2 separate regions of the Homo sapiens genome follow, and region 1 is linked to region 2. Evidence: read pairs that join two places in POLR2A ChIA-PET (ENCODE). Cell type or tissue: OCI-LY7. All regions are shown on one strand. Each heading gives the region's core, and the rest is flanking DNA. Links, peaks and the distances in the headings are about the cores only.

Region 1 (14,949 bases), core at 2,230-10,229, 120 kb after region 2:
GTTTTAATTCACTTAATTTTCATGGTACACCTCTGAGAGGAGGGCATGACAACACTCATTATACAGGTGCAGTGACAGCACAGAACTCTGTGAAGCAGGGGAATGACAGAGTTGAGTTTGGCATCCAGGAAGTTTGTCTCCAGAGACAAAGCTATTGACCTCAACACCTTCCTGCCTCTCAACAATCCTCATTATTAATGTTATTATTCAACCCACTGACCTAGCTCTTTTTGTCTTTGGGGTTTTACACTGCTCTGATGTTCATGTCCTTGCTTATGTCTTAAATTGAGACTCTGAATGGGTTGTGTACACACTCCCCAGGATACAGTAACCTTTTTGGGTATTCTCACCTCTGGCTGCATCACTGGCCTCTTGCCAGCCCTTGAGAACTGCCCCTAGCTCAAGCAAGGATCCTAATTTAGTAGATGAGGTCAGGGCCGGAAGATTATCTGCAGGGTGACCTATGCCCAAGGACTTACTCCCAAATACTTTTCTCAAGAGAAGGTGGTGTAACCAGAAGACACTTTAAGGTCTTGAGGCCATCCCCAAAGATCATTTGTTTCCTCAAACAGATTTTGGGCTTTTTCAGGTGAGAGACTAATCACTGAACCCACTGTCAGTATTCAGCAGTGTGCCTGATTGATATATACTAGGTACTCAATGGTTTTGACTGAATGATGAATAAATAAATGAATAAATAAAGAAGCCCAGATTCTCTTAATTTAGGTCTATGCTGTCTAATACAGTAGCATGTGGCTATTTATTTTATTTTATTTTTTGAGATGGAGTCTCACTCTGTCGCCCAGGCTGGAATGTAGTGGCATGATCTTGGCTCACTGCAACCTCTGCCTCCCAGGTTCAAGCAGTTCTCCTGCCTCAGCCTCCTAGGTTGCTGGGATTACAGGCTTGTGCCACTATGCCCAGCTAATTTTTGTATTTTTATTATTTATTTATTTATTTATTTTGAGTCAAAGTCTCACTCTGTCACCCAGGCTGGAGTGTAGTGGCGTGATCTCAGCTCACTGCAGGCTCTGCCTCCCGGGTTCACACCATTCTCCTGCCTCAGCCTCCTGAGTAGCTGGGACTACAGGCTCCCGCCACCACACTCAGCTAATTTTTTGTATTTTTAGTAGAGACGGGGTTTCTCCTTGTTAGCCAGGATGGTCTCGATCTCCTGACCTCGTGATCCGCCCGCCTTGGCCTCCCAAAGTGCTGGGATTACAGGCGTGAGCCACCGCGCCCAGCATTTTTGTATTTTTAATGGAGACGGGGTTTCACCATGTTGGCCGGGCTGGTCTCGAACTCCTGACATCAGGTCATCTGCCCACCTTGGCCTCCCAAAGTGCTAGGATTACAGGCGTGAGCCACTGCGCCCAGCTGCATGTGGCTATTTGAATGTAAATTCTAATGAGTCAAAATTTAAAATTCAGTTTCTCAGTTTCATTAGCCACATTTCAAGAGCACGATAATCCCATGTGGCCAGTGATTACCATATTTGAAAACACGGAAATAGAACATTTCCATCATTACAGAAAGATTTGTTGGACAGCACTAGGCTAGATGACAGATAGGGTGGGGGAAGAGAAAATGCTGCATTGGGAAAATGCTTGGTATAGGCTGATGGCTTTAATCTGCTTTTGACACTTTTAAAAGAGTCAAGATCACTTGTCTCTCATTAGATTGTATCGCACACTGCCCATTCAGAGGTCCAGAAACCACTTCTTCTTCAGAAATCTTGTACTGAGAAATGGAAGCCCATTTCTGATCACATACATGACCCATGCTTCTTCAGAAAGGAAGGCATGAAGTTGAAGGGGGAACTAAGACTGCTGAGTTCTTCTGTCTTCGGCCACAGGAAACTAACTGATTCATGGCACTTTGTACCCATGAGCTCATCTAGTCCTCCCAGGGCACAGGAAAGTGGTGAAAATAAGTGGCCATGGTTCACAGATTTTTCAGCTGGTAGAGGCTAGTTCCTACACTTAAAACATCAGTAGATTGTCAAATGTGTTCCAACTAAGAGCAGTGGAAGGCAGAAAGGTGTATAAAATATGGGTCTTAAGAGGTTTATAACCAAGTTAAGGGAAATTAAGAGATCAGCACATAAATATAAGTATACAAAACTGTAACTGTATCTGTAGCTATATGTGTGTGTGCATCTATTTATTATCTATCTACCTACTTATCTAATAACATAATTAACTAACATTTATTTGATATCTTAGAGCTTAACAAGTACTTTTCCTCATATGAAGACTCAGCAGATCCCCATGATGAATGTCAAACAAATGGAATGTTGGTACAGAGAGCAAGCATTCTAGGCATTCGCAGCCGGGTGAGATCACTGTGGATGGAGTGATGGGGGAAAGCTTTTGTTGAGGCAGAACCAGCAGGAATGTGGGGTAGTCACACAAACACAGATACAATTCCTGGTTTCCCTACTAGACACTTCCCAGGCTCTCAATTGCTTGTAGTTTTTGTTTGCTTTTTTTTTTTAAGACATGGTCTCACTCTGTGGCCCAGGCTGGAGTGCAGTGCCATGGTGTAATCATGGCTCGGTGCAGTGGTACTATCATGGCTCAGTGCAGTGGTGCGATCATGTCTCAGTGCAGTGGTGCGATTATGGCTCAGTGCAGTGGTGCGATCATGGCTCAGTGCAGTGGTGCGATCATGGCTCAGTGCAGTGGTGCAATTATGTCTCAGTGCAGTTGTGCGATCATGTTTCAGTGCAGTGGTGCGATCATGGCTCAGTGCAGTGGTGTGATCATGGCTCAGTGCAGTGGTGTGATCATGGCTCAGTGTAGTCGTGTGATCATGGCTCAGTGCAGTGGTGCAGTCATGGCTCAGTGCAGCCTCAACTGCCAGAGCTCAAGCAGTTCTCCCTCCTCAGCCTCCTGATTTGTTGGGACCATGGGTGTGTGCCACCACATCTGGCTAATTTTTTGACTATTTGTAGACACAGGGCCTCGCTATGTTGTTCAGGCCGGTCTCAAACTCCTGGGCTCAAGTAATCCTCCTCGGCTTCCCAAAGTGCTGGGATTACAGGCGGGAGCCACTGCGCTGGGCCCACTGCTAGTAGTTCATTTTACTTTCTAAAAGATAAAATGTTGATGAAGAGTTCTTAGTGATCCATGTTTTCTCTCCAGTCCTCCACCAAAATAACGCATTTTAAAAAAACAAACTCCCACATATTTTATAGTGATTCTACAAATGTAGAATAATTTGGATACTCTTAATACAAAATGGTTTGAGTTACCTTTATTTAATAATCCTGTGATGAGCATACAATGACATACGTCAAATAACTTACAACTCAGGCTTATATAACATCGGCTCTGCCCCAAATTCCTGCCGTGTAGAACACATAAAAATCCAACCCTGCAGTCTGACCAGTCTTGCCTAGGTTCTCCTTACATAATCATAACCACTTCCCTGCCAGGAGCAATTTTAAAATGTTCTTCTAAAGCCCTGTGCACTTCGCCTTGGCTTCCTTTAACTTTTCTTTTCTCTTTTTTTTTTTGAGAGGGAGTTTCGCTCTTGTTGCCCAGGCTGGAGTGCAATGGCTTGATTTCGGCTCACCGCAACCTCCGCCTCCCAGGTTCAAGCGATTCTCCTGCCTCAGCCTCCCAAGTAGCTGGGATTACAGTGTGTGCCACCATGCCCGGCTAATTCTGTATTTTTATTAGAGATGGGGTTTCTCCATGTTGGTTAGGCTGGTCTTGAACTCCCGACCTCGGGTGATCCGCCCACCTTGGCCTCCCAAAGTGCTGGGATTACAGGTGTGAGCAACCGCGCCTGGCCGGTTTCCTTTAACTTTTCTAAAGAGCTTCTACTTTTCTTCCTTGGCATTTGAATTTCTTTGGCTTCAAGCCACAAAAATGATTGTCCTTAACTTGAACAGAATAGATGAGTCTTGGGAGGATATTGAATAGCTCACAGAATCAAAGGAAGGCCAGAGAATCAGGCTCAGGAGACAAAGAACCAGGGTAGCTCCAGCGGATGAGGTAGCAGGAATCGACGGTGTTGTCCTGGCTACCTGCTGAAATGAGTAAGTGACAAAGGGTTTTTTCCATCCTTTCCATTTTGTTCATCATTCAAAGCCCTAGCAGAGAGAATCTGATCAGCCTAGTCTAGGTAAAGGCTAGGGGAAAAAGCACACCTTAACCATAGCTCATTAGGAATGCACACAGGTAATTCTCCAAGGAATCCAGTGACTGTTCTCAGGAGAAGAGAATGCATGCAGGATGGTCAAACCTCAGAAAATATCCACCACATTCGCATTTTCTCTTACCTCCATTTTCTACTTTTTCTAATTATCCACAACAGGGGTGACTAACATATCTTCCAAGGTTGTGAAAAATATATAGAAAAATAAATCTACCTGTATTGGAATTTTTCCCAGAAAGGATTAATGGTTGGGAAAGTTTGGCCCTACTTACCCCTCAGTGTTAAATATAAGGATTAAAGAAAATATATGCAAAATGCCTATTACCTTACTTGGCATGTAGCAAGGTTCATTAAATGTCAGTCCCATTTCACCCCTTCCCATTCACCCACTGTTGTGCTGAAGCCAGCTCACACCAGTTCATGAGAAGAATCATTATAGTTTCAGGAACTTTATGAGCCAACTGGCATAACATTGGTAGCTTGAAGTTGGCCTTTGTAGAGACAGAAAGATGTGATTGCTTTCTGCACCCATCCTGAGTCATGACCAATACTCCCATAACAAAAGACAGGCGAACAAAACAAAAGCATAACAAATTTATTTTATTTTATGTATCTATTTTTAGAAACGGAGTTTCACTCTTGCCCAGGCTGTAGTGAAGTGGCATGATCATGGCTCACCATAGCCTTAACCTCCTGGGCTCAAGCAATCCTCCTGACTCAGCCTACAGAGTAGCTGGAACTACAGGTGCAGACCACCACACACAGGTAATTTTTTGTAGAGATGGGGTTTCACCATGTTACTCAGGCTGGCCTCGAACTCCTGGGCTCAAACCATCTGCTTGTCTCATCTTCCCAAAGTGCTGGGATTACAGGTGTGAGCCCCTGTGCCCGACCAACAAATTTATTTCATCAAAGTTTTACATGACATGGGAGCCTTCAGAAATGAAGACCCCAGAAATGCTCAGAGAAAACAATTTTTTTGATTAGTTTCGATGAAGAATGGACAGCCAAGGCTGGGTGCAGTGGCTCACACCTGTAATCCCAGTACTTTGGGAGGCTGAGGTGGGAGGATCACATGAGGCCAGGAGTTTGAGACCAGCCTGGCCAATATAATGAAACCCCGTCTGTACTAAAAATACAAAAATTAGCCGGGCGTGGTGGTGTGTGCCTGTAATCCCAGCTACTCAGGAGGCTGAGGCAGGAGAATCACTTGAACCTGGGAGACAGAAGTTGCAGTGAGTTGAGATCGTGCCACTGCACTCCAGCCTAGGCCACAGAATGAAACTCTGTCTCAGAAAAAAAAAAAAAAAAGAACAGACAGTCATGTAGAAATGTGACTGAACACAGGCTGGGCACGGTGGCTTATGCCTGTAATCCTAGCACTTAGGGAGGCCAAGGCGGGCGGATCACCTGAGGTCGGGAGTTCAAGACCAGCCTGACCAACATGGAGAAACCCCATCTCTACTAAAAATACAAAATTAGCTGGGCATGGTGGTGCGTGCCTGTAATCCCAGCTACTTGGGAGGCTGAGGCAGGAGAATCGCTTGAACCCAGGAGGAGGAGGTTGCAGTGAGCCAAGATAGTGCCATTGCACTCCAGCCTGGGCAACAAGAGCGAAACTCCATCTCAAAAAAAAAAAAAAGAAAAGAAAAGAAATGTGATTGAACACAAAGTGAATGGTCGCATGGGAATAGGCTGAGGGAGAAAGCCAGCAGAGCCTGTCTGTTGGGATTCTGCTTGGTCTCTCTGTGCAGCATTCCTTCCTTCTGGATATAGGCAGGGACTCTCCAAAATAAGGGTTTTATGACCTACTATTAGAAAAGGTAGCTCAGTTTTTTTTTTTTTTTTTAATGAGCTGTGCTTATACAGAAAGGCAAAGGAAGGCTAGAGTAATAGTTCTAAGTTTTATGATTGGCTTTGGGGGAAAGACATTCTGGTTTCTTTGACCTGCCTTGGAGGAGAGAGGGGAGCAGGAGAAGGTCAGAGGCAGACTTTACTTCTCAGGTCCTTCCCATGTTCTTCTCAACTTGCCAAAACACCAAACTCTGGGGTATCATTTTCTGAGCCCCAACACCTTGATGGAAGTATTTACACCACAGAAATCGGAAATGTTGCAAGTCAGAACTTTCACCTACCCCCAGCCCTCCACTGCCTCTGAGAGTTAAACATTTACAGGCCACTGCCACATCTGCTCCTTTCTTTCCTTCACAAGTTGTGAGAAGAACCAAGTTAGCATTAGGTTGACCTGTGAGTGACAAAAACCGAATAGAACAATGGCTTCCTAGATGGAAGTCCATTTCTCTCTGACAGAAACAAAGTCCAGAGCCAGGCAGGCAGCTCGGGGCTGGGACAGCTCCGCCTTGCTGCCTCACTGTCTTTGATGCATGGCTCTTTGTGATTTAGGATGACTGCTCAGGCTCCATGTTCAGGCCAAGGGGAAAGAGAAGGACAAAGAAATACACACCCCATCCTAGTAGGTCCACAGACAGAAGTAACCCGTAACATTTCTGCTCATTTCAAATAGGTTGGAAGGAAGTCTCTCTGCCACATCTGGCTGCCAGGGAGGCTTAGAGCCCTGTTGCTTCCTGCAGGCAGCCATGTGCCCTGCTGGGGGCTGAGAAGGGGAGGACAGGGGCCGGGGGGCAGCTGAGAAGCCAGGTGGGATTCGAGAACATGTAGGGGAGAGGGAGAACTGGTGTTGGTGTGATGGGAATGAGCATAGTTTGTGGAACTCTGGGGGAGCTGACTGGAATAGAAAATTAAAAATACTGACAAATGAGGTTAAATAAACAAGGTGGAAGCCAGAGCTCAGTGAGGGACCAGGAAAGCAGACAAAAGAATCTTTATCTGCTGCCACTAGACACCGGAGGCACTGAACTTTCCAGCAGGGGAGCTACATGATCAGAGGCATTTCAGAAATGTTAATCTCACACTTAAGTGCTAGACAGATTGGAGGCAGGAGGAAAAACAGGAAGCAGCAGGGAGGTTGGAAAGGAGAATTATTTCATAAGCCAGGTGTGAGGTGATTATCGGGGAACCTGCCCCATTAGTCACGTAGGTTCTTTTCTATTTTCCTAAGCATCGGCCAGTTTGAGAAATAAAGGGACAGAGTACAAAAGAGAGAAATTTTAAAGCTGGGCATCCGGGGGAGACATCACATGTTGGTAGGTTCCGTGATGCCCCGCAAGCCGCAAAACCAGCAAGTTTTTATTAGGGATTTTCAAAAGGGGAGGGAGTGTGTGAATAGGTGTGGGTCACAGACATCAAGTACTTCACAAGGTAATAGAATATCGAAAGGCAAATGGAGGCAGGGCGGGATCACAGGACCACAGGACCGGGGCGAGATTAAAATTGCTAATGAAGTTTCTGGCACAATTGTCATTGATAACATTTTATCAGGAGACAGGGTTTTGAGAGAAACTGGTCTGACCAAAATTTATTAGGCAGGAATTTCCTCTTCCTAATAAGCCTGGGAGCGCTATGGGACACTGGGGTCTATTTCACCCCTACAGCCTCGACCATAGAAGATGGCCACGCCCAGGGGGGCCAGTTCAGAGACCCACCCCCAGGCGTGTATTCTCTTTCCCAGGGATGTTCCTTGCTGAGAAAAAGAATTCAGCAATATTTCTCCCATTTGCTTTTGAAAGAAGAGAAATATGGCTCTGTTCCGCCCAGCTCACCGGCGGTCAGAGTTTAAGGTTATCTCTCTTGTTCCCTAAACATTGCTGTTATCCTGCTCTTTTTTCAAGGTGCCCAGATTTCATATTGTTCAAACACATATGCTCTACAATTTGTGCAGTTAATGCAATTATCACAGGGTCCTGAGGCGACATACATCCTCCTTGGCTTACGAGATGACAGGATTAAGAGATTAAAGTAAAGACAGTCATAGGAAATCACAAGGGTATTGACTGGGGAAGTGATAAGTGTCCATGAAATCTTCACAATTTATGTTTAGAGATTGCAGTAAAGACAGGCATAAGAAATTATAAAAGTATTAATTTGGGGAACTAATAAATGTCCATGAAATCTTCACAATCCACATTCTTCTGCCATGGCTTCAGCTGGTCCCTCCGTTTGGGGTCCCTGACTTCCTGAACAGTGATTACATGGGGACAATGGGAATGAGGAGGAAGAATGAGAGGCATTTGCTAGAAAATGTATTCAAACTGATGGCTGGTCTGAAAGGGAGTTGTAGGCTGGGGTGATGAGAGACAGGTCTCATAGCAACAGGGTAAACAAAGTAAACTTGGCTTGGTTGGTGTTTTATTTATTATTATTATTTTTTTGAGATGGAGTTTTGCTCTTGTTGCCCAGACTGGAGTGCAATGGTGCAATCTCAGCTCACTGCAACCTCTGCCTCCCAGATTCAAGTGATTCTCCTGCCTCAGCCTCCCGAGTAGCTGGGGTAACAGGTATGTGCCACCATGGCCAGCTAATTTCTTTATTTTTACTAGAGACGGGGTTTCACCATGTTGGCCAGGCTGATCTCCAACTCCTGACCTCAAGTGATCCGCCCACCTTGGCCTCCCAAAGTGCTGGAATTACAGGCATGAGCCACGGCACCCGGCCTATTATTATTATTATTTTATTTCGAGACAGGGTCTTCCTCTGTCACTCAGGCTGAAGTGCAGTGGTGCAATCTCAGCTTTCTGCAACCTCTGCCTCCTGGGCTCAAGCGATCGATCCTCCTGTCTCAGCCTCCCAAGTAGCTGGGACTACAGGCGCATGCCACAAAGCTAGGCTAATTTTTTTTTTGTATCTTTTGAAGAGGCAAGATTTTGCTGTGTCCAGCCTGTCTCCAGGCTGGTCTTGAACTCATGAGCTCAAAGCAATCTGCCCACCTTGGCCTCCCAAAGTGCTGGGATTGCAGGTGTGAGCCACTGCACTCGGCAGCAGGTGTTTTAGATTGGGCTACCTTGAAGCAGAACCTGGGGTGGGGACTTTTGTTCAAGAGATACACTGCGGGAGGCTCTCAGGAGAAAGACTGAAGAAAACAGGATAGGGAAGGGAAAAAGGCTAAGCAAGGATGTGAGCTTCAGCCTGAGCTCATGGGGAAGCTCAGGGCAGCAAATTGCACCAGTCAATTGCACTTGGAGGCATGGGGGCTGGCGTTTTGTAGATCTGCTTTAAGGTCAGGCAGCCACTGGGAGTCTGTCCAGAGTGTGTGCAAGGGAGGAGGGCTTGGCTCCTGTTTGGCCCAGGGCAATTCTCCAGAAAAGGGGACAATTGTGTGTGGTTATCAGCTGATATTCCCAAAAGCTGGAAAGTGAGTGGACTCACTGGTGAAAAGGACCTGAGCCCAAACAGTGTCCATGATAGTGAATCCATTTTGGTTGTGTTGGATTTGAGGTGGCAAAGAAATAAGGAACTGGCATGTGACTGCGGGAAATTGGAGCTACAAGACAGGAGTTCAGGTGAAAAGATAGGACTAGGTATGTAGCTATTGGAGTGGGGGACTTCGGCGCACAGATGATAGGGTTTTTTGTTTGTTTGTTTGTGAGGGTTTTTTTGTTTGTTTGTTTGTTTGTTTGTTTGGAGAGAGGGTCTTGCTCTGTAACCCTGGCTGGAGTATAGTGGCATGATCATAGCTCTCTGCAGCCTTGACCTCCCAGGCTCAAGAGATCGTCTCACCTCAGCTTCTTGAGTAGCTGATACTACAGGTGTATGTCACCACTCCCAGCCAATTTTTTAAACATTTTTTTAGAGACTGGGGGTCTCACTGTGTTGCCCAGGCTGGTCTCAAATTCCTGGGCTCAAATGATCCTGCTGCCTCAGCCTCCCAAAGTTTTGGGATTATAGGTGTGAGCCATGGCGCAGGCCTAGATGATAGTTTAAACAAGAGGGAATTTGTATATTTGTCACTTTGGGGGTTGCTGGTGGCCTTTGAAGGAAGAGTTTCACAGCAGGACAGAGTACAAAACCATATGGTGACGTGAGGTCTAGTAATGCTTTCCACAGTTAATGTCCTTCCATTCTGACTAACTCTTAACACCTCTAGGGTACTTTCTCCTTCGACTTATGTGCTGCTCATTCTGGCTTGTCCTCTGTGTTCTGGTTATTTTTTGTTGTCCAACAAATTGCCTCAAAATTTTGTGGCATGAGACAACCCTTTATTACGTTCACGGATTCTGTGGGCCAGGAATTTGGACACACCGCAGTGGGGATGGCTTGTCTCTGCTCCATGTTATCTGGGGCTGCAGCTGGAAGACTCGAAAGCTGGGGGACTGAAATCGTCTGCAGACACTTTGCAGTGGATGCTGGCAGTTAGCTCAGGGACCTCAGGGTTTCTACCTGTGGTCTAGTTAGAGTTTCTCTTGCATAGTGGCTGGGTTGCTGTGAGGGAACCAGGCATGAACTGCTTTTTTTTTTTTTGAGGCGGAGTTTCACTCTTGTTGCCCAGGCTGGAGTGCAGTGGTGCAGTCATGGTTCACTGCAGCCTTGACTACCCAGGCTTAAGTGATCCTCCTGCCTCAGTCTCCCTGGTAGCTGGGGCTACTGCCAACATGCCTGGCTGATTTTTGTATTATTATTATCATTATTTTGTAGAGACAGGGTCTCACTATGTTGCCCAGGCTGGTCTCCAACTCCTGGGCTCAAGCAATCTGTCCATCTCAGCCTCCTAAAGTATTGGGATTACAGGTGTGAGCCACTGTGCCCAGCTGCATTCTTTTTATAACCTCATCTTTTTTTGATCTGCATCACCTCCCTCCTACCCTATTGGTCAGAGTAGTCACAGCCCCGCTCCCATTCAAAGAGAGGGAACATGGCCCCTACCTGGAGTGTCAGTCATGGGACAAGGAGAGCAAGTGGAAAGGGGCACCCAACTTTGGAAAATACCATCGGCCACACTCTATCGGAGCCTCCATTTGCTTTTTATGAGTGGCCTTCATTTATTTAGCTGTCATTGGGTCAACAATAACAGCAACTTGAGGAACCTCTTGAGGGCAGGGATCAGGCCTGTTACGTTTGTTTACTTTATCTTTATATCCTGAGCATTGGCCCAGGAATAAGTATCTGTGGAAGGACGGGATCCTTCTAAGTCTCTCATCTATTTTTCATACACGGCATCATTTAATTCTAAACTAGCTGTCATTACCATTTCACAATTGAAGAAACTGAGGCTTAGAGGCGCAAATGGTCTCTCTCAGATGACTCAGGTCTTCTGGGTTGATGTGGCTTTTATTAAGAACTTGTTGTCTCCAACAGCAAATAGCATTCCTAGGGGCTGGGGCTGTTTCTTCAAGGCCCCTGCCTCTGCACCCTGGTAGCAGCACAGGCCTAGCTGTAGGGCTGTGGACAGCGTGCCCTCGGCTGCTTACTGACTGGTTGGCATTTGATACATATGATGATTTAACATGAAGATTTAGTGTGATTTTGCATCTCTTCATGGGAGCAGGGTCAGGACCAGGTCCTGTTGCGGAATTCAGCTTTGGGGCTGGGTAGAAGACTGGGATGAAGTTGCTCCTCATCTCTGTGCCCTGGCTATGAGCAGGCAGCACCTGGGTCAGGAGTGTGAGGTGAGTGGGTGATGCTAAGGAGGGTTCAGGTGGAGCAGTCAGACTGTGCTGAGTAACTCCCCTGGAGGGGAAGGGGGACGTGGTGGAGGCAGTTCCTGGAGGCCCAGCTCAGAGCGGAGAAAGGAGCCAATTACCACCTCCTCCCAAGTCACATCCCAGCCCTGGGAATACTTCACAGGCTCCGGGGAAATCCCGGCCAAGTGGCAGAGTGGGTGGTGGGGTGCTTATCACTCATGATCAGGAGTGGGTGGGGGCGGATCTTAGAGCTTGCATCAGGCCTCAATTTTCCAACTCCTGCCTGTGATCCACCCCCGCGCCCACTGCACACCACCAACCAACCTTTGACTTTATCTCTTTAGTTGATTTCTCAGAGATTGCAGATCAGGAAGGGCCTTTGGAAACCACAGCTTCCACTTCCGCTGTGGGGGCAGAAAGCACGGGACAATCTAACCCTTTCGTGCCTGGAAAGTAACAAGGAGGACTCTGCCCTTACCAGGTTCCCAAGGTCCTGTACCAGCCCCACAGGGACTGCTGAGGGGAGCTTTTTCTCTCTGGTTCCTCATCCTCTCCTCTACTCAGGTGTAGGCTGTCCCTGCCTAGTTGGTCTGACAGTAGCTCCCTGCGACTTCTCATATCACCTCCGACTCCCCAGCCTCACCTCCACGGGCCCTGATGCACTGGCTTCGGCTGTGTCTTTTGTGAGTCATCCTTGCTGCTTTGTTCCAGCCCCACTGATGGGCCTCCTGCCCTCCCCCATGCAGGACTTAGTCACCGCTCGTGTCATCAATCCCTCTGGAATGCACCCCTCCTCCAGACACCCATGCTCCCCACATCCTTTATTATTTTGTTAAAACTAGCAATGCCCCCCCCAACCCCCATGATTAAAATAGTACATGTTTGTTGTGGGAAATCTGTAATATGCAAAATATACACAAAAGAGAATAAAAAGCACCAATAATTCCATAACCCAAATTAGCTAACATTACATTCCGGTGGATTTCCATCTGGCATTCTCCTCGCCAGAACTCCGTCCAGCTTCAGGCCTTCATGTGTGCTTATTGCTTCTTTTACCTGCAGTCATGCTCTCTGTCTCTCCCCTCCTTCAATCTGTGAGCAAATCTACTCATCCTTATTATTTTAAGGGTCATTCTTTCAGAGAAACCTTCCCTCTACCCCCAAGCTAGTCTCTTTATTACACACTCACAATACCCAGTACTTTTCCTTGTAGCACTCACCACAACTAGAAATAAATCATCATTTTTGTCCTCTTGTGTTTAATGTCTGCCTAGCTACCTGACGTAAGGTCTGTGACTGGTTTTCTTGTTTACTCTGATGGCCCTAGCACCCATCACAGTGCCCTGTACTCAGAAAACATACATCATACCCAGATGCCTTCCCGGAATAACCATGTGCCTGTCTTCCCAGCACTTACAATAATCAATTTAACAAATATAATTAATCAATTACTATGTGCCTGGCTTGGTTTCAGGTACAGGATACCAAGCAAAATGACCCAGTTCTTACCCTCGAGGAGGTCTCAGTCTTTTGAGGGAGACAGATCAGTAATGGAAGCTTTCTAATGTACAGCTAAGTAAACGGTGATCAATAGTGTTAGGTAAAGTGTGGAGGAGAGGTCCGTGAACAATCCTGGGGAGATGACACCATTGTTTTATCTTGTTAATGCATTTACTTCACAGAATCACAGGATAATGGAATTGGACGGCACCATGAGATCAGCAGGCCCATCTCTTCCTGTACAGATGAGGAAACTAAAGTGGTGAAGGGTAGTGAAGCCACTTAGCCAAAGCCATTGGGTGACAGATCTGGGAATAGAACTTGGATCTTTAGATTCCCAGCCCAGGGCTCTTTCCACTGTACCTGGGGGCCTTTGGACTCCCCCTCCCCTCTCCTCTTATTCTGTTAATCCCCAAGTCCTTTGATTTTCCCCATGAAGGTCTCTCCAATCTCTCCACTTTTCCTCATCCCCACATCACCAGGCTCTAAGCCTCCAACATCATCTCCAGCCTGAGCACCTACCCTCACCTCCTACCTCATCTCTCTGCTTCTAGTCTTGCCCTGCTCAGATGCCTTCTCCACTCTGCCGCCAAAATGAGCCTCACAGATGTACGCATGTCTGTCCCTGGCTTAGAACTCCAGTGGCTTCCCACCAGGCTTTTAGAAATATACTCAAAATTCTTATATGGTGTATTAGTCAGCTCAGGCTGCCATAACAAAATATCCTAGACGGGGTGGCTTAAACAACAGAAGTTTATTTCTCACAGTTCTGGAAGCTGAGAAGTCCAAGACCAAAGTGCTGGCAAGGTCAGCTTTATTCAGACTTTCAGAGTCCTCTTTTCTTTCTTTCTTTTATTTTATTTTATTTTATTTTTTTATTTTTTTTGAGACAGCATCCTGCTCTGTTGCCCAGGCTGGAGTGCAATGGCGTGATCTCGGGTTCAAGTGATTCTCCTGCCTCAGCCTCCCGAGTAGCTGTGACTGCAGGTGCCCGCCACCACACCCAGCTAATTTGATACTTTTAATAGAGACGGGGTTTCACCATGTTGGCCAGGATGGTCTCGATCTCTTGACCTTGTGATCTGCCTGCCTCGGCCTCCCAAAGTGCTGGGATTACAGGCGTAAGCCACCACGCCTGGCCTCTTTCTTTCTCTTTTTTTTTTTTTTTTTGAGACAGAGAGAGTCTTGCTCTGTCACCCAGGCTAGAGTGCAATGGCATGATCTCGGCTCACTGCAAACTCTGCCTCCCAGGTTCAAGTGATTCTCCTGTCTCAGCTTCCTGAGTAGCTGGGATTACAGGCGCCCACCACCATGCCTGGCTAATTTTTGATTTTTAGTAGAGACGGGGTTTCACCATGTTGGCCAGGCTGTTCTCAAACTCTTGATCTCAGGTGATCCACCCTCCTCAGCCTCCCAAAGTGCTGGGATTACAGGTGTGAGCCACCGCACCTGGCCCAGAGTCCTCTTTACTTCGTTGTAGGTGGCCGCCATTTTGCTCTGTACTCACATGGCCTCTTCGTGCATGTGGGGAGAGAGAGCTCTCTTGTGCATCCTGTTCCTTTTATAAGAACACCAGTCCCATCAGATTAGGGCCTCACCCTTAGGACCTCATTTAACCTGAATCACCTAAAAACCCTATCTCCAAATATAGTCGCATTGAGAGTTAGGGGTTCAACATACGAATTTGGGGGGACACAATTCATTCCATAGTGTAGGGTCCACTGGGCCTTTTTTGGTTGAGCCCACC
Region 2 (8,000 bases), core at 1-8,000:
AACTTTTTAAGGAATTTTATCTATGGGATAAACCCCATATTCCCTCTAGTGTCTACTGGTGGCTCTAATACTGCTTTGTGCTGCCTGCCACACTTGCCCTTTGAGCCTGCGAATGGCCGCTAGTGAGCAAGCTCTGCTTCAGAGCAGTCTAGTTAGGTAGAACAGGGACTTACCAGCTTCCCAAAGGGATCTACTCACCATTGCCAAACTCTTCATTTCCACATTTTGTGTAGGTGTCAGGGAACCCCAAACTGGTGTTGCTTTGGGGTCTCTAAAGGAGATTGGCTGACACCACCATTTCCCCCAGATCCAGATTCTCTGAGGGAGGTTGTTTCTTGAGAGTAGATCCAGAGTGTCAAGGATCTGTTAGATCCTGGAATCCCTTCTTGCATCCATCCCTCCCTGGTAGCTAGGTCCCGATATACTCCTGTCTTGTGAGATTGTCGAGATGAGATGGGGGACCACTCTTCCTCTGTCCTTCCTCTCTCCTTTCCTCCATAGCAAGGACGACCTTCCCTGCTCCATGCCCAGAGTATAGCTAGATCCCTTCCCCTCCCTACCCTCTGAATGTGTGCTAGATCAGGTGCCCCACTGTGTTTCCTGAAATCCTTGGGAGCCGGATCTCCCCATCTCCCCTACTCACTCTTCCCTTTTCTTCTCTCAGTGTTGTCTGAATAAAGTGTGAAATCTTTTGTGTTTTCTAAATTGACATTTTCAATGAAAAAAAGAATCACAAAAAAAAAAGTTGTCAGCCTCATTTGTGCGTCATCCCTTATTTTCCTGGGATCTCAGGACCTCTGTCCCTCTCATTTCTCACTTCTGAGATCTGCACATCTTTTACCCAGGAGCCTCAGAGCTCCTGAGTCTGGTGTCTGCCTATCCCCATCTTCACTGTTAGTCCTCCTGCAGATTCTGTGTCTCCTTTCATGTAGGTGCTGGATCCCTGTGTGTGGGCTTCCGTATCTACTCCCTCATTCCCTCCAGGAACCTCCAGCTCTCCCCAGTGACTTCTACCCTTTACTCTGGGCGTGCCTTTGCCAAGATGTCAAAGCTTACCAACATCTCTGGATCCACTAATTACCTCCTGCCTCCTGTATTCGTCTTCCCACTCTGATTACCTGACGTCTGCTCCACTAAACCGCTGGATCTCTCTCAAGACAAACCCTTACCTCCATTGAGAGTGCAACACAGTCTGTCACCCTATTTACAGAGGCCCCCTTCCTTTTCCTCCTAAATTCAAAATTCAGCCTTGTCACTTCCTATTTCCCTCTGGTCTAAGGAATCTTTTTTTTTTTTTTTGAGATGGAGTCTTGCTCTGTCGCCAGGCTGGAGTGCAGTGGCACAATCTCAGCTCACTGCAACCTCCGCCTCCTGGGTTCAAGCGATTCTCCTGCCTTAGCCTCCCAAGTAGCTGGGATTACAGAAGTGCACCACCGTGCCCAGCTAGTTTGTGTATTTTTAGTAGAGACAGGGTTTCACCATGTTGGCCAGGTTGGTCTCGATCTCCTGATCACGTGATCTGCCCGTCTTGGCCTCCCAAAGTGCTGGGATTACAAGCCTGAGCCACCGCGCCCAGCCTGGTCTAAGGAATCTTATAGTTAAGGTAACCCTGTTTTCCAAACCAAACACCAGAGTACCCGATCCAACACATTTTTGACCACATGTGAGTCTGTTCTTCTGACATGATTTGGATCACACCTAGCCATAGATTTAACACATTACCTCAACTAGAAAGAATAGAGCAATAAATCAGAAGCACTCCAGAAAATCTTGGGTATAAAATGAACTTCCCCCGCCCTTTTCTGGGGCACAGCTTTGATTAAAACCTGTTAGGAATGATAATTACCCCCTTCTCTTTGTTCCTGTGCTATTCCTTTTACTCCTCTCCTCTGATTCCTCCATACCCACCCATCTTTCATCCAGTAGCCTCCTCCCCATCATCTCCCATTTCTTCTACAGGGGGACTCCCCCAGGTCTGGTAGCCCAAAGCTGCTGCTACAGCCGCCATGGGGGGGTGAATTCCTCATCCCCCAATACAGGTAAGTATTCACTCCTCCCTACCCTCAAATCAAGTAGGCCACATTCACTGTCTACTCCTGCCTTCCCATTCACATGCCTGATATTTCCACAGGCAACCAAGACTCCAAGCAGGGAGAACAGGAAACAAAGAATAGGTGAGGTCTAAACCCCTCCCCTAACAGCCTCCCACCACCATCTGACTCCCTTCCTAACATCATTCTCAGTCACTTCCTACTCTTAAATCTTATTGTATGAACTGGACACCAGCTCCTCCCACAATTCCTTCTACCTTACATCCTGCAAGCCCCTTTCCCCCACAGGTTCAACTCTGGTACTTCCCTTTGGAATACGGATTCTCTGAGAGGTTTTAAATTTGGACATAGCACTAATGGTTCCAGCTTCATACCCATCATGTGTCCTACATTAAAACCTGGCCCGAGACCTTGAAGAGTCTGTAATCTTAATTTCCTCTTTAGTATTCCTATAACCCACTCTCCATCTCCCCACCTACCAGGTCTGCCAGTGAGGAGCAGGCCTTGTCACAGGATGGGTCTGGGGAGAAGCCCATGCACACAGCTCCTCCACAGGCCCCGGCCCCGCCAGCCCAGTCCTGGACAGTGGGTGGGGACATACTCAACGCCAGGTTCATTCGAAACCTGCAGGAACGTCGCAGCACCAGGCCTTGGTGACCGCAGCCCCGTCAAACATCTTCAAAGTATTATTTCTCCCTCACTACAGGAAAGAGCCAAAGCCCAACCCTCATAATAGATGGATACATTCATTCATTCATTCATTCAGCAGGCTTATCAGATTCAAGTCATTTGTATCTTTTAACCAGACCAATAAAAGTATTTATTTTTATCACAAGAGCTGTTGAAAAATTTGACTCATTATTTCAGCCGCCTCACCCCTCACTGTCGTTGCACCCATTCAGCCTTCAGCCCTGTTTTTGCTCAGCTTTTTGCTCAAAGGCCTCAGCTGTGAATACAGCGCTTGGGGGGGCGGGGGAGGCTGTAACTTGCGCAAGCGCACTCAGGCAGTCTCCGAGCCCGCGGGCGCAGGCGCGCTTACAGCCGACAGAGCGCTTCAGCCGCTTCCCTCGAGCCTGCAGTGCGCAAGCGCGGGACATCTCCGTTTCCCTCCCTCAGCCCCTTCCCCCCCTACCCCCCCGCCCCGGCCTCCTTTCCCCTTCACGAAGCCGGCTCTGGGGCGCGCTCACCCCTGTGAGGAGGCCGGAGGTCGGACTCAGGAGGCTCCTTCTCCACTCCCGGAAGATCATGTACCAGCCCAGCCGGGGTGCGGCCCGGCGTCTCGGCCCTTGCCTGCGCGCCTACCAGGCTCGACCCCAGGTGAGCGGAGGAGAAGAGGGAGGGAGGAGAGGGGGCGGGGAGAGACCCTCCTCAAAGCCGGTGCGTGGGGCGGAGCGCGCGCTGGGTTCCGCGCAGGCGCAGAGACACCCGCCGCCCCTTCCCACCTGTGCCCTGCAGCGCGTGGACAGGCTAGGGGTCGCGGGAGCGGGAGGGAGGCGCTGCCGGGCCTGTCGCGCAAGGACGTCGGTCCTCCCAGGTTTGAGGGCGGTCAGGCGGGGTCAAGGCCAGGCAGCGGGGCGCGTCTGCGTTGCGCCCGACTCTCCGCGGTTACCTGTGCCTAGAGGTGATTTGAAGGGCAGGGGCCGAGAGATTCGTAGCCCTGCTGCGGCGCCGTCCCGGAGTTCCCCGGCCCAGACCAGACCCGCGGGGCGCCCTCAGCAGCCCGCCCGTCTTGCACTCGGAGAGCGGTCCTGGCAGGAAGGCCGGCCAGTGTGCACCCGGTTCGGGCCCCTGCGCCCGGGCTGGCAAGATGGCCACGCCCCCAGCAGAGACGGCGCCTCTAGGACACCATCGGGGACCGAGGTACCCGAGCGGTCCGCCCGCCTTCCCTGCAGTGAGACGATCCCCTGGGGGGTTCCTTGGGAGCGGAGGGACTCGGGTGAGGCCTAACTTTGGGTGACCTCCCCTTGCAGTTTCAACGTCGGTAAACCCAGGAGAGTGAAGGCCAGCCTTTAACTGTCTCCTGAGGTTGTGTCTGTCATTAGAGGGGCCCGAAATGATAATAGCTTCCATTTATGTACTGCTTTCTAGGTCGCTACGTTTTGTTTACATTCATTATTTCATATAGGCCTCATAACCCAGTGAGGCTTTATTGTTCTCATTTATAGGACATTTGTAGGAAGCGGAGGCATAGGGAATGAGAATGCCTAAAGTTACATGATAGAATTCAGATTCCTAGCTTCAGCTGGATATTCTTTTTTCTCTGTACATTTGCCTCGCACACTTAATCATGGAGATGTACAGGCCACAGCATTTAATCCACAGTACAATAAAACCTGTTATTCGTTAACTCATCAAGTATGTATTACATGATTCTTGCGATAAGAGAGGTGAAACTGCCCCCAGTGTTGGAATCTTTTTTTTTTTTTTTTTGAAATGGAGTCTTGCTCCGTCACCCAGGCTGAAGTGCATTGGCACCATCTCGGCTCACTGCAATCTCCGTCTCCTGGGTTCAAGCAATTCTCCTTCCTCAGCCTCCCGAGTAGCTGGGACTACAGGCTCCCGCCACCACACCCGGCTAATTGTTTTGTATCTTTAGTAGAGATGGGGTGTCACCATATTGGCCAGGCTGGTCTCGAACTCCTAGACCTCGTGATCCGCCCGCCTCGGCTTCCCAAAGTGCTGGGATTACAGGCGTGAGCCACCGCGCCCGGCCACATTTCTTTAAGATTCCAACACTGGGCCGGGCACGGTGGCTCACGCCTGTAATCCCAGCACTTTGGGAGGCCGAGGTGGGCGGATTACCTGAGGTCAGGAGTTCGAGAACAGCCTGGCCAACATGGTGAAACCCCATCTGTAACTAAAAATACAAAAATTAGCCGGGCGTGGTGAAGGGTGCCTGTAATCCCAGCTACTCGGGAGGCTGAGGCAGGAGAATGGCTTGAACCCAGGAGGCGGCGGTTGCAGTGACCCGAGTTCGCGCCAATGCACTCCAGCCTGGGCGACGGTGAGACTTCGTCTCAAAAAAAGAAAAAAAAGTAAAATGTCTGCTAGGTTTTGGGAGGTGCCGGTATTTATGTCACATAAAACAGTTTGCTCGGCTGGGCGCGGTGGCCCACGCCTGTAATCCCAGCACTTTAGGAGGCAGAGGCGGGTGGATCACGAGGTCAAGAGATGAAAACCATCCTGGCTAACATGGTGAAATCCTGTCTCTACTAAAAATACAAAAACTAGCTGGGCATGGTGGCGCGCGCCTGTAGTCCCAGCTACTCAGGAGGCTGAGGCAGGAAAATCACTTGAACCCGGGAGGCGGAGGTTGCAGTGAGCTGAGATCGTGCTACTGCACTCCAGCCTGGCAACAGAGCGAGACTCCATCTCAAAATAAATAATAAAATAAAATGGTTTCCTCCTGTTTTCAGTAGAGATGGAGATGAATCCATCCCTTTTTTCCTATAGTAATTCCATCCATTCTGTCAGGAGGAATAGGTATTGGAAGCCTGTTGAGCATCCAGGGGATCAAGGGGTGTTAGACAAGTGGATTCTTATCTTTCTCCCTTCTGTTCTTTCTCCTTAGGACCAGCTTTATCCAGGGACTCTACCATTCCCACCCCTTTGGCCCCACTCCACGACAACCACTTCCCCATCTTCTCCTCTATTCTGGTCTCCCCTGCCCCCACGCCTTCCCACCCAGCGTCTTCCCCAGGTTCCCCCACTACCTCTCCCTCAGATCCAGGCCCTCAGCTCAGCATGGGTGGTTCTCCCTCCAGGAAAGGGGGAGGAGGGACCAGGACCTGAGTTGCATAGCGGCTGCCTGGATGGGCTTAGAAGCCTTTTTGAGGGACCTCCCTGCCCCTATCCTGGGGCTTGGATACCTTTCCAAGTCCCTGGAACTGCCCACCCTTCCCCTGCCACCCCGTCAGGAGATCCTAGTATGGAGGAACATCTGTCTGTCATGTATGAGAGACTGAGACAAGAGGTAAGTCAGTGCAAAAGTGGCCTTCGTCTACAGTGGGAAGGATGTGGGTAATCCTTGGACGTACAGGGATAGTCAACTGGATTCTTTTTTGGAACCATGAGGCAGGCATAGAAATATATTATAAACATTTTCCTGAGAAAATGATGTTCCAGCCAGGCACGGTGGCTCAAAGTGCTGTAATCCCAGCACTTTGGGAGGCTTAGGCAGGTGGATCACCTGAGGTCAGGAGTTCAAGACCAGCCTGGCCAACATGGTGAAACCCCATCTCTACTAAAAACACAAAAATCAGCCAGGCATGGTGGCAGACGCCTATAATCCCAGCTACTCAGGAGGCTGAGGCAGGAGAATCGCTTGAACCCAGGAGGCGCAGTGAAAGGAGATATCTCCATTGTACTCCAGCCTAGGCAACAGAGCGAGACTCCGTCTCAAAAAAAAAAAAAAGAAAGAAAATGATGTTCCTCATTTTGGGTTAAGGGAGGTTAATCATGGGATGAGATCTTTCACTCCAAGATGGGAGTAAGGAGGCCTTAAAAATAGAAAACTGGGCCTGGCACATGGCTCACGCTTATAATCCTAGCACTTTGGGAGGCCGAGGCAGGCGGATCACAAGGTCAGGAGTTCAAGACCAGCCTGGCCAACACAGTGAAACCCCGTCTCTACTAAAAATACAAAAATTAGCTGGGCATGGTGGTGGGTGCCTGTAATCCCAGCTACTCGGGAGGCTGAGGCAGGAGAATCGCTTGAACCTGGGAGGCGGAGGTTGCAGTGAGCCGAGATTGTACCTCTGCACTCCAGCCTGGGCGACAGAGCTAGACTCCATCTCAAGCCTGTAATCCCAGCTACTCGGGAGGCTGAGGCAGGAGAATCGCTTGAACCTAGGAGGCGGAGGTTGCAGTGAGCTGAGATTGTACCTCTGTACTCCAGCCTGGGCGACAGAGCTAGACTCCGTCTCAAAAAAAAAAAAAAATTAGAAAACTGAAAAATAGGATTATCTTTTCTTTCCCACTGGGTTGATGCCATCTTCTTCCACCTAGCTTCCCAAGCTCTTCCTTCAGTCCCACGACTACAGTCTGTATTCCTTGGATGTGGAATTCATCAATGAGATCCTCAACATACGTACCAAGTGAGAATTGGGGCACAGGTAGGGCACTGGGGAGGAAAAGCACCCAAAGGTATATACATGACCCTTTTCACTTCCCAGAGAAGTTCCTAGACTGCTTCTCACAGCTGTTCCCCATTCCTTAGAAGCCAGTTTGGTTTTCTAATTCTGCCATCATGAGATTTCTTTCCCATCCCTTCTTCACAGGGGCCGGACATGGTACATTCTTTCACTGACCCTCTGCCGTTTCCTGGCCTGGAATTATTTTGCACACCTTCGTTTGGAGGTTTTACAGCTGACCCGCCACCCTGAGAACTGGACCCTGCAAGCCCGGTGGCGGCTTGTGGGGCTGCCCGTCCACTTGCTCTTTTTGCGGTTCTACAAGCGTGACAAAGACGAGCATTACCGGTAAGAGAGAAATGAGAAAGGACCCAAACTATAATCAGTTCCTTTTTTTTTTTTTTTTGAGACGGAGTCTCACTCTGTCACCCAGGATGGAGTGCAGTGGCGTGATCTCAGCTCACTGCAGCCTCTGCCTCCCGGCTTCCAGCAATTCTCCAGCCTCAGCCTCCTGGGTAGCTGGAATTACAGGCACACCATCACACCCGGCTAATTTTTGTATTTTTAGTAGACAGAGGGTTTCACCATGTTGGCCAGGCTGGTCTCGAACTCCTCACCTTAGGTGATCCACCTGCCTTAGCTTCCCAAAGTGCTGAGATTACAGATGATCTAGTCTCCCAGACAACCCTTGACCTATCCTCACTTGACTGTTTAAGGACAGGGATCCTGTTTAGTTTATGTTAATGTTAAAAAAAAAATAGAGACTGGGTATATTAGAAAAACCTCTGAGCTTCAGTTTCTTCCTATACAGTGCCTA

The links. Peaks named below come from ENCODE experiments on the same cell type or tissue, not always from the same donor. Only the 100,000 strongest peaks of a DNase experiment are listed, where the experiment ranks them.
Region 1: POLR2A ChIA-PET joins it to region 2 with 11 read pairs; 6 of 35 experiments call an interaction of 5 or more read pairs at or near these places.

The regions. Positions count from the first base shown.
Region 1 is chr6:30,757,350-30,772,298 of GRCh38, forward strand. It overlaps HCG20 (HLA complex group 20), which reads left to right and starts at 9,476. Exons shown (of 4, transcript NR_138037.1): 1 at 9,476-9,602. RefSeq lists silencers at 203-497, 11,786-11,965 and enhancers at 6,419-7,206, 11,737-12,936, 11,821-12,352, 12,353-12,884. In OCI-LY7, for the core only: no CTCF peak of the experiment used is centred there; no DNase peak of the experiment used is centred there.
Region 2 is chr6:30,643,936-30,651,935 of GRCh38, forward strand. It overlaps ATAT1 (alpha tubulin acetyltransferase 1), which reads left to right. Exons shown (of 13, transcript NM_001413067.1): 11 at 1,960-2,039; 12 at 2,132-2,174; 13 at 2,534-2,886. The coding sequence ends at 2,708. It overlaps C6orf136 (chromosome 6 open reading frame 136), which reads left to right and starts at 3,198. Exons shown (of 6, transcript NM_001161376.2): 1 at 3,198-3,911; 2 at 5,623-6,024; 3 at 7,059-7,147; 4 at 7,331-7,531. The coding sequence starts at 3,297. In OCI-LY7, for the core only: no CTCF peak of the experiment used is centred there; DNase peaks (open chromatin) are centred at 3,106 and 3,846; H3K4me3 peaks cover 2,179 bases; H3K27ac peaks cover 1,287 bases.